Regions from separate parts of the Homo sapiens genome. Here region 1 is linked to region 2. A link is an interaction called in ENCODE POLR2A ChIA-PET data of the cell type or tissue named here. Cell type or tissue: GM12878. All regions are shown on one strand. Links, peaks and the distances in the headings refer to the core of each region. The heading gives the core; the rest is flanking DNA.

The links. Peaks named below come from ENCODE experiments on the same cell type or tissue, not always from the same donor. Only the 100,000 strongest peaks of a DNase experiment are listed, where the experiment ranks them.
Region 1: POLR2A ChIA-PET joins it to region 2 with 6 read pairs; 1 of 35 experiments calls an interaction of 5 or more read pairs at or near these places.

Annotation. Positions count from the first base shown.
Region 1 is chr3:98,231,047-98,236,666 of GRCh38, reverse strand. It overlaps LOC101929320 (a long non-coding RNA gene), which reads left to right. Exons shown (of 3, transcript XR_924257.1): 3 at 819-1,142. Among named protein-coding and RNA genes, the nearest start is that of OR5H6, 30 kb to the left of the region's middle. RefSeq lists enhancers at 2,739-2,858, 2,919-2,978. In GM12878, for the core only: no CTCF peak of the experiment used is centred there; DNase peaks (open chromatin) are centred at 3,056 and 4,029.
Region 2 is chr3:98,610,016-98,615,635 of GRCh38, reverse strand. No RefSeq gene overlaps it. Among named protein-coding and RNA genes, the nearest start is that of CPOX, 19 kb to the right of the region's middle. RefSeq lists enhancers at 2,057-2,206, 2,517-2,586. In GM12878, for the core only: a CTCF peak has its summit at 2,822 (motif pointing left); DNase peaks (open chromatin) are centred at 1,855 and 2,425; H3K27ac peaks cover 1,643 bases.

The DNA of each region.
Region 1 (5,620 bases), core at 172-5,171, 380 kb after region 2:
AAAGTCATAATAAGCTTAACAACAAAATAAAATATCATTAAAGGAAGAATGTTGTCTTATAACTATTTATTCTATCCATATCATAGTCATGAAACTAAAATATAGAGATAAGCCAGTAATAGTTATCTAATTTCAACCTGGCTATTTTGACAGTTTGTATACCCAATCTAAAATTATGGTAAGTTAAATAGCATTTTCAACATTTCTACAAAGTGTAATGAAAATTATAGATATTTTTTCTTACCCATATTTTGAAAGAAATTTAAGAGAGCCTCTAAAACCATTAGGCTTTCTAAAACAGAAAAAATACAATTGCATGGGAATGCCGATAACACAGGTAGCAATTCGTTGCCTATTCATTCTTTTTGGAGGCTTCTTTCCCCAAACTCAGGAAACTGCTGTTTATATAAATTTGGATTAAACAGAAGAGTCATTCAATTGTACAACTCTGTACATTTGCCAGAAGACGATTGAATGGAAAACTGAAATTCTCATAAGAGTACCAAGGGATTCTCTGGGGAACAAACTGAAGCTGTTCTTGTATGTATTGCGGATTTGGACATATATGAGAAGTCCAGATTGTCCCCAATGGCATTTAACTTCTGGAATCATAAACACTATTTCATGTAAACACTTCTAGTTTTAACAAATGAAATAATATTTTATATACCATTTACCACCACAGATGACACTTCTGTCATGTTTGTGTAAACTTTAGTTAAATGTGAAATTTACTCTTAGTGCTTTGATTAGTATAAGCTTGTCTAAGGTAATTAAAACATAGTTTTAATAAGGCCACATTTTCTGATTCCCTTTAGGAGACAAACCCAAATACAGTTGTCTTTCCCATGAAAACTGCAGCTCAAATTTTAGACATACACCTAGTTCTCCCATTTTATGCTAAAATCTGATGAGAAATCTTGTTAGACAGAGGTGAATGGATGAGCCAATGAAAAATAAAGACAAGGACTGCAGTGGGAGGTGCCCAAGAATTTTTCTGACATAAAAAGAGACACACAGACCAATGGAACAGAATAAAGAACCAGAAGCAAATCCACGCATCTACAGTGAAGTCATTTTTAACAAAGCTTCCAAGAACATACATTGGGGAAAGACAGTCTAATCAATAAATGGTGCTGAGAAAACTAGATATCCATATGCAAAAGAATAAAACTAGACCCCTATCTCTCACCATATCCAAAAATAAAATCAAAATGAATAAAAAGCTTCAATCTAATACCTCAAACTATGAAACTTCTATAGGAAAACACTGAGGGAAGTCTCCAGGACTTCTGGGCAAAGATTTCTTGAGCAATACCCTACAAGAATAGACAATCAAAGAAGACATGGACAAATGGGATTACATCAAGTTAAAAAGCTTCTGCACAAAAAAGGATACAATCAACAAAATGAAGAGACAACCCACAGAATGGGAGAAAATAGTTGTAAACTACTCACCTGAGAATGGATTAATAACCAGAATATATAAGGAACTCAAACCACTTTATAGGAAATAATCTAATAATCTGATCAAATTAAGGGTAAAAGATTTGAATAGACATTTCTCAAAAGAAGACATACAAATGGTAAGCAGGCATATGAAAAGGTGGTCAACATCCCCAATCATCACAGAAATGCAAATCAAAATGGCCTGGCATTTAGTGCCTGTGGTTTTTCCAGGCACACAGTGCAAGCTGTCAGTGGATCTACCATTCTGGCATCTGGAGGACAGTGGCCCTCTTCTCACAGTTCCACTAGGCAGTGCCCCAGTGGGGACTCTGTGTGAGGGCTCCAACCTCACATTTCCCCTTCGCACAGCCCTAGTAGAGGTTCTCCATGAGGGCTCTGCCCCTACAGCAGACTTCTTCCTGAACATCCAGGTGTTTCCATGCATCCTCTGAAATCTAGGCAGAGGTTCCCAAATTCTTTCCTTCTGCACACCCACAGGCCACAGGGAAGCCATCAAGGCTTGGGGCTTGTACCCTCTGAAGCAACGACTCAAGCTATACCTTGACCCATTTTAGCTACAACTGGAGCTGGAGTAGATAGGATGCAGGGTGCCATGTCCCAAGGCTGCAAAGAACAGCGGGGCCCTGGGCCCAGCCCATGAAACCATTTTTCCCTCCTAGGCTTCTTGGCCTGTGATGGGAGGAGCTGCCATGAAGATCACAGAAATGCCCTGCTGACATTTTCTGTACTGTCTTGGCTATTAATATTTGGATCCTTGTTACTCATGCAAATTTCTGCAGCAGGTTTAAATTTCTCCCCAGAAAATGGGTTTTTCTTTTCTGCCACATGGCCAGGCTACACATTTTCCAAACTTTTATGCTCTGCTTCCCTTTTAAAGATAAGTTCCAGTTTCAGAAAATCTCTTTGTTCACACATATAATCATACACTTTTAGAAACAGTCAGGTAACAAAACATCTTTAATGCTTTGTTGCTTAGAAATTTCTTCTCCCAGATACCCTAAATCATCTCTCTCAAGTTCAAAGTTCCACAGATCTCTAGGACAAGGGAAAAATGCCACCACTCACTTTGCTAAAGCATAGCACGAGAGACCTTTACTCCAGTTCCTAATAAGTTTCTCATCTCCATCTGACTATCTCAGCCTGGATTTCATTGTCCAAATCACTATCAGCATTTTGGTCAAAACCATTCAACAAGTCTCTAGGAAGTACCAAACTTTCCTTCATCTTACTGTCTTCTTCTGAGTCCTCCAAAGTGTTCCAACCTCTGCCTGTTACCCAGCTCCAAAGTTGCTTCCTCATTTTCAGGTATCTCTATAGCAGTGCCCCACTCTTTTGGTACTAATTTTCTGTATTAGTTCATTCTTACACTGCTATAAAAAGCTACCTGAGACTGGGTACTTTATGAAGAAAAGAGATTTAATTGACTCACAGTTCCATAGGCTGCACAGGAAGCATGGCTAGGAGGCCCCAGGAAACTTACAATCATGGCAGAAAGTGAACGGGAAGCAAGCACGTCTTACCATGGCAGAGAAGGAGGGAGAGTGAGCAGAGAGAGAGTGAGCAAAGAGAGAAGTGCCACACACTTTGAAACCGCTAGGTCTCGTGAGACCTCACTCACTATCACAAGAACACTAAGGGGGAAATCCGCTCCCATGCAATCACCTCCCATCAGGTCCCTTCCCTGACACATGAAGATTACAATTTGATATCAGATTTGGGGGAGAACACAGAAACACAGAGCCAAACCATATCAATAAACAACACAGAAGTCACTGAAAACTCTTCAGAAGGGTGCACTAAGCAGTATAATATGCATACATAGTTACTGACATTACACAAAATTAAATTATATTCCCGTCTACTTGTGTAACATAATGCTGGAAATAATGAGGAGGATGAAGAAAGATTTAAGGCATTCGGAATGTAGCATCACTAGGATATTGTAAGGCATTCAGAATGTAGCATCACTAGGATGCAAATATTTAGCCCCATATTTGATGGGAAAGTAGTATTCACTGAAGGAAAAAGGAGTCACTTTGTGAGTAGTTATCCAAAATAGAGACTAAGAATTCAGATGCATTGACATGTGTGTAGCGTGAACATGCCTTGAACATCGAGATGAGCTGGTTAGTATTAGTAATATAATATTACTAGAGCAATAGAAATAAAAAAATAATTTGGGTGTCATTAGAGTAGATGAGGGCATAGTTATGAATTATTTATCTATTAGAGAGTATACTGAGAAAAGAGAAGTATAGCAAGAAAAAAAAATGATGGTATAATGACCTAATTTTCTTTGGATATAGTAATAGGATTGCTAGTAATAGTATCGCTGGGTCAAATGGTAGCTCTGTTTCAAGTTCTTTGAAAAATTTACAGACTGCTTTCCACAGTGGCTAAAGTAATTTATGTTCCCACCAACAGTATATATGTGTTCCCTTTTTCTGCAGCCTCTCCAACATCTGTCTTTTTTTTTTTTTTTTTTTTTTTTTTGACTGGTGTGAGATGGTATCTCATTGTGGTTTTGATTTGCATTTTCTCTGATGAGTAGCGATAATGACCATTTTTTCATATGTTTTTTGACCACTTGTATGTCTTCTTTTAAGAAGTGTCTGTCATATTTGCTCATTTCTTAATGGGGGTATTTATTTATTTATTCTCATTGATTTAAGTTCCTTATAGATTGTAGATATTAGACCTTTGTTGGATACACAGTTTGCAAATATTTTCTCCCTTTATGTAGGTTGTTTTTATTCTCTATTGATAGTTTCTTTTGCTGTGCAAAAGTTCTTTAATTAGGTCCCACTTGTCAATTTTTGTTTTCGTTGCAATTGATTTTGTGGACTTAACCAAAAGTGCTTTACCAAGGCCAACATTAAGAGGGGTATTTCCTAGGGTTTCTTCTAGGATATTTATAGTATGAGGTCTTACGTTTAAAAACTTAATCCACCTTGAGTAAGTTTTTGTATATGTTGAAAGGTAAGGGTTCAGTTTTGTTCTTCTGCTTCAGGCTAGCCAGTTATCCTATCACCATTTATTGACTACAGAATCTTTTAACCACTGCATGTTTACCTTGAACTTGAAGGTCAGATGGTTGTAAGTGTGTGACTATCTTTCTGAGTTTTCTACTCTTTTCCATTGGTCTATGTGTCTGGTTTTGTACAAGTACTATGCTGGCTTAAAGGAAATCAGTGCGTGTAGAAATTAAGCAATTTTTAATGGCTTTAGTGAGAGCAATTTTCCTTAAGTAATAGAATAAACATCATCAAATAAGAAGTGAATGGGAAACAAGTAGCACAATAGTGTGGGAATGAGATAGAGTACTCAAAGGTATGTGAACACTTAGCATTAGTCTGCTGCTCATAGACTAATGTAATATTTTTTCTCCTGTAGAGTATTGAAAAGTTCTCAAGAGAAAAGATAGATTGAGATGAGAGAAGAGGAAGATGTTGAAAGGAGAAAAGGGACAGGAAAAGCAGAAACGGAGATTTGTGTGGGTCAAATAAAACAGGAAGGAGGAAGGAAAGATAGGTAGAGAATCATGAAGTCATAGATGGGTAAGCGCAAAAAAGACAAGCCACAAAATAAAAAGAGAGGAAGTATCAGAGATTCATTAAGGCAAAATAGAGGCAAAGACTCAGAAGTTTCGTTTGGATGTGTGCATTGACCCTAGTGTTCATCAATACCAGCTTGAGCTCTGAGTCTTTTGTAAAAAATTAAAAGTTTATTTTTCCTGTGGAATTTGTGTATGATAGTCTTGGACTTGAAATTTTACTCACAAATTTCCCACTGTTCATGAAAATATTGAAACTGAAAGTTTAGTTCATATTTAAATTTTGATCTTCCTTTTTGTTAAAGTAATTAAAACTAAATTTCTCAAGAAACTTTGCTGGTTTTGAGAGCACTTTATTCTCCACCAGCTTTTTGTTTTTGTTTTTGTTTTTTTTGCAGAAAGAAATCAGCCAAAGACTGAATCCTGATACAGAAAATATAAAGAACAAATGGCAGCAATTCCAATTTTAAGTAAATTTTTATATGGAAAACATTTTCTTCCATGCAATCCCAAATCACAAAATAATGAAAAATTCTCAAAAGTTTTTACTGGAATACTTTTAAATTTGTAAGTGCTGAATAAGTTAGGGAAAGTATG
Region 2 (5,620 bases), core at 330-5,329:
AACCCGAGAGGTGGAGGTTGCTGTGAGCCAAGATTGCGCCATTGCACTCCAGCCTGGGCAACAGTGCAAGACTCCATCTCAAAAAAAAAAAAAAAAAAGGTTAGGAGGTATATTCACCAACTTCTTGTAGCGTATCTCAGCTAAAACCCTTATTACTTCATTGAATTAACCTTTTAACCAGCCTCCCTTTTTCTAAGCCTTTAGTGTGTTTCTTCATAATGTTAGAAAAGTATTATTTTCCTTTTTAAAAAGACTTTATTTTTTACAGAAGTGTTTAGGTCCACAGAAATACTGAGCAGAAAGTACAGTTCCCCCATTGTCCCTCTTCTACCTGCTCCACAAACAGCCAGGAAGAGTCCATGTTGCAGTTGAAATGTGAAGACCACCTGCTGACAGAATTCCCTTTTGTTTGGGGGAAGTCAGTTGTTTCTTCTATTAAGGCCTTCCACTAATTGTACGAACCCAACCCACATTATGGAAGACAATCTGCTTTATTCAAAATCCACCAATTTAAATGTTGATCTCATCCACAAACACCCTTTTGGAAATATCCAGAATAACATTTGACCAACTATCCAGACACTGTGGCCTAGAAGGGTTGATACAGAAAATTAACCATCACAAGCTCACTCCTTGTCACCTTGGCACTCATACCCATCTCCTAAACCATATTTAAATCTTCAAATAAGGACAATAATAAGGTTATACCTCTACCTAACATGAGGTATGGAATTATGTGGGTACAACTGAAAATGCACCAATCCTTTCCCCAGAAGAAGATGCAAAGTCTTTGGCTGATATTTACTCTTCTTGATGTCCTGTAACTTACACACTGTGATGCAACATTAATAATACTTAAATTCTATGATATAAAGTCAATATATCTTATGTTACATGTTAAGGTGATAAGAAAGGAAAAATATTTGCTTTGTACACACACATACAAATGTATTTATAACAAAAATGAGCAAATATGACAATTATAGTTCTGATTTTGGTAACTGGTCATGTGGTCATAGCTGGTATTTGTAACTACCTACCTTCTTCCACTCTACCTCCAATATTCCCTTTGCCTCAGCAAGTCCCTCAGTTGGCTGTGGTTCTTTACCTGGTGAGGTGACATGAACCTTTGAAGGATTTAATGTTATTTGATTAGATTGAAAATGACATATTCAAATTTTTTTCTAGCATATAGAATTTATTTTTATGTATTGACTCTGCATCCAATATCTTAGCAAATGCATCTATTAATTAAAAAATTATCTCTCCTTTTTTTGGAAGTTTTACATGTATAGCCATGTTATCTGTGAATACTGACAGTTTTAATTCTTCTTTTCCTGATCTTATAATTTTTATGTCATTATCTTGCTTTATTGCACTAGCTAGAACTTCTAATAGAGTGCTGGATAAAAGTGGTGAGAACAGGTACTTGTCTTGTTCATGATATTGAAGAAAAACTTTTAATATTTTCACATGAAGTATAATGTTTGTTGTATGTATTTAGAACTATTTTTTTAAATCAAATTTGGAAGTTCTAACCTATCCCTACTTTGCTAGGAGTTTTTTAAATTGTATTTTATTTTAACATAATTGTGATTAACATGTAGTTGTAAGAAATAATGCAGAGAAATCCTATGTTTTCTTTACCAGTTCCTTTCAATTATAATATATTTAAAAATGATGGTACCAAAAAAATGGCAGATAGGAGGCAGGACTAACTTGCAGTTCCCACTTGGATGGACAGAGCAGCATGTGGAGACTCACACTGCGAACTTTTGCTCTAAGAACTACCACAGGAATGTATCAGGAGTGCCGAGAGAATCCACAGACTCTGTAAAGGAAGTGGATTGGCGCTGCAGGTTCCGTGAGACAGCTGAAAAACTGTGAGTGCCCAAAGTGTGAAAGTGTGAAAGGGGGATCATCTGCTCTGCCCCCAAACACACATCCTCACTGGGGAACCTGAAGGCCCAAATCATGGGAGAAGTATTTGACCTTACCTGGAGCTGAGACAAATTTAGAGAGCCAGTGAAATACAGGGGTCTCTACTTCTAAGCAACAGGAAGAGCACTGTGGGCACTCTCGGTCCCCAGGAAAGCCATTTCTGACTTTGCTCACAGGGGTCCTTAGGGAGGGCTGCCTGTGAAATTGGGGAAAGACCACAGGGAGAAGGAAACTTTCAGCTGAGCTTTGTAACAATTTCAACCCAATGTGAAGTTTTTGGGACGGAACCCGGAGAAAGGGAGGAACTGAGAGTGCGGACTCAGCACAGAAGCTGTGGCAGGCGGGGAGGCATGAAACCTGAAAGCCCTGCTTTCGTTCTCAGTGGAGGGGCTTGCAGCCTGGGACAAGTTCTCAGCCCTGCTCACTGGCCGCCTGGCTATAAACTTGGTGCTGTTGTGGGGGCAGGGTGGGAGTGAGACTGGCCTTTCTGGCTGTGTGGGAACTTGGTAAGGCCTGTAACCACTAGCTTTCCCCCACTTCCCTGGTGAACTGCATGACACAGCACAGACAGCCATAATTGCCCTGGGAACATAACTCCATTGGACTGAGAACCACACCCTCATCCCCTACAGCAGCTGCAGCAAGCCCTGCCCAAGGAGAGTCTGAGCTCAGACACCCCTAACCCTGCCCCAACCTGATGGTCTTTCTCAACCCACCCTGGTAGCCAGAGATAAAGAACATAATCTGTCCGGAGCTCTACGGCCCCACCCACCACCTGAGAAACCCAAATTCTTATCCAGGTGTCACTAGGGAAAGCCTGTATCCTCCTTCCCTATACTACCTACAGCTGATGCTCTCTTGTAAGCGCCACCTCCTGGCTGGAGGCCAACCAACACAAAACTTATCCAGACAACCCTAGGGCAAACTTGTATCCTCCCTATACTATTGCTGTTGAAAGACCTGAAGACAGATCACATCACAGCACCCTTTGCCAACACTCCCTAGTACCAGCCCAGAACTCGGAAGCTCCACTAGGTGGCCAGACCCAGAAGAGAAATAACAATCACTGCCGTTAAGCTCTCAGGAAGCCCCATCCCTAGGGGAAGGGGGAACAGCACCACATCAAGGGAACACCCTGTGGGACAAAAGAATCTTAAAGCAGCCCTTGAGCCCCAGATCTACCCTCTGACATAGTCTACCCAAATAAGAAAGAACCAGAAAAACAATTCTGGTAACATGACAAAACAAGGTTTTTTTTTTTTTTTTTTTTTTTTTTTTTTTTAAATCACCCCCAGAAGATCATACCAGCTCACCAGCAATGGATCCAAACCAAGAAGAAATCTCTGAATTGCCAGGAAAAGAATTCAGAAGGTCGATTTATTTTATTATTTTATTTTATTTTATTGAGACAGTGTCTCACTGTGTCCCCCAGGATGGAGTGCAGTGGTGCAATCTTGGTTCACTTCAACCTTTGCCTCCCGGCTTCAAGTGATTATCCTGCCTCAGCCTCCTGAGTAGCTGGGACTACAGGCACACGCAACAACACCCGGCTAATTATTGTATTTTTATTAGAGATAGGGTTTTGCCATGTTGGCCAGGCTGGTCTCAAACTCCTGACCTCAGATGATCTGCCCGCCTTGGCCTCCCAAAGTGCTGGGATTACAGGCATGAGCAACCATGCCTGGCCCAGAAGGTCGATTATTAAGCTACTTAAGGAGGCACCAGAGAAAGGTGAATATCAACTTAAAGAAATCTTAAAAATGTTACAGGACATGGATGGAAAAATTTCCAGAGAAGTAGATGGCATAAATAAAAAAAATCTCAACTTCTGGAAATGAAGAACACACTTAGAAAAATGCAAAATACACTGGAAATTCTCAGCAATAAAATTGAACAAGTAGAAGAAAACAGTTCAGAGCTGGAAGACAAGGCTCTTGAATCAACCCACTCCAACAAAGACAAAGAAAAAATAATTTAAAAAATGAACAAAGCATCCAAGAAGTTTGAGATTATGTTAAATGAACAAACCTGAGAATAATTGGTGTTCCCAAAAAAGGAGAGATATCTAAAAGTTTGGAAAACTTATTTTAGGGAATATTTGAGGAAAACTTCCCTGGCCTTGCTAGAGATCTAGACATCCAAATACAAGAAGCTCAAAGAACACCTGGGAAATTCATTGCAAAAAGATCATCACCTAGGCACATAGTCATCAGGTTATCTAAAATCAAGACAAAGAAAATAATCTTAAGAGCTGTCAGGCAAAACCAGTAGGTAGCCTATAAAGGAAAACCTGTCAGCTTAATGGCTAATTTCTTTGCAGAAACCCTACAAATTAGAAGGGATTGGGGTCCTATTTTTAGCCTCCTTAAACAAAACAATTATCAGCCAAGAATTTTGTATCCAGAAAAACTAATCTTTATAAATGAATAAACAAATGCTGAGAGAATTCATCACTACCAAGCCAGCACTACAAGAACTGCTAAAAGGAGCTCTAAATCTTGAAACAAATCCTTGAAATACACCAAAATAGAACCTCCTTAAAGCATAAATCTTACAGGACCTATAAAACAAAAACACAATAAAACAACAACAGCAGCAACAAGTTATTCAGGCAACAGATAACACAATGAATAGAATAGTACCTCACATCTCATTACTAACGTTGAACGTATTAATAAATGGCCTAAATGCTCCACTTGAAAGATACAGAATGGCAGAATGGGTAAGAATTCACCAACCAAGTATCTGCCATCTTCAAGAGGCTTATCTAACACATAAGGACTCACATAAACTTAAGGTAAAGGGATGGAAAAAGACATTCCATGCAAATGGACACCAAAAGCAAGCAGGAGTAGCCATTCTTACATCAGACAAAACAAACTTTTAAGCAACAGCAGTCAAAAAAGACAAAGAAGGACATTATATAATGATAAAAGGACTAGTCCAACAGGAAAATATCACAATCCTAAATATATATGCACCAAACACTGGAGCTCCCAAATTTATAAAACAATTACTACTAGACCTAAGAAATGAGATAGCAACACAATAATAGTGGGGGGCTCCAATACTCCATTGACAGCACCAGACAGGTCATCAAGACAGAAAGTCAACAAAGAAACGATGGACTTAAACTATACCATAAAACAAATGGACTTAACAGATATTTAGATATTTTAAATGGGTGAATTGTGTAGTACGTGAATTACATCTTCATAAAATTATTAATAAATCTGTTATGTGTAAAAATCAAAAGTAACTTATAAACTGCATTAATTGTAAGTACAAAAGGAGTTCAAAGAAAGTGAGACTTGTAGTGTCAAAAAAAAAGCAAACATTCATGCTGTTTTTAGTAATCCCTTTCTTCTTTTGATGAAAATGAGTTGTTTTTCATATTTGCATCTATCCTTTTTGTGTTTTTAGAGAAAAGCATAACATTTAGATGATTTCATATTTTGAACATTGAGTCATATGATTATAAGGTTTTAAAAATCAGACTCTCAAGAGCAAATTAAATTTCAAGGAAAATTATTTGCTTTATTTTTTTAAATGGAATTAGAAAATGACTTCTTGATACTCCTCTGATCAGAAGCCTGATAATGAACATTGATAGAGTTATTGGCTGCTTCTGTGGCAGAATTTTTGAAAAATGTAATGGAACTAGACACTGAGTAAAAGG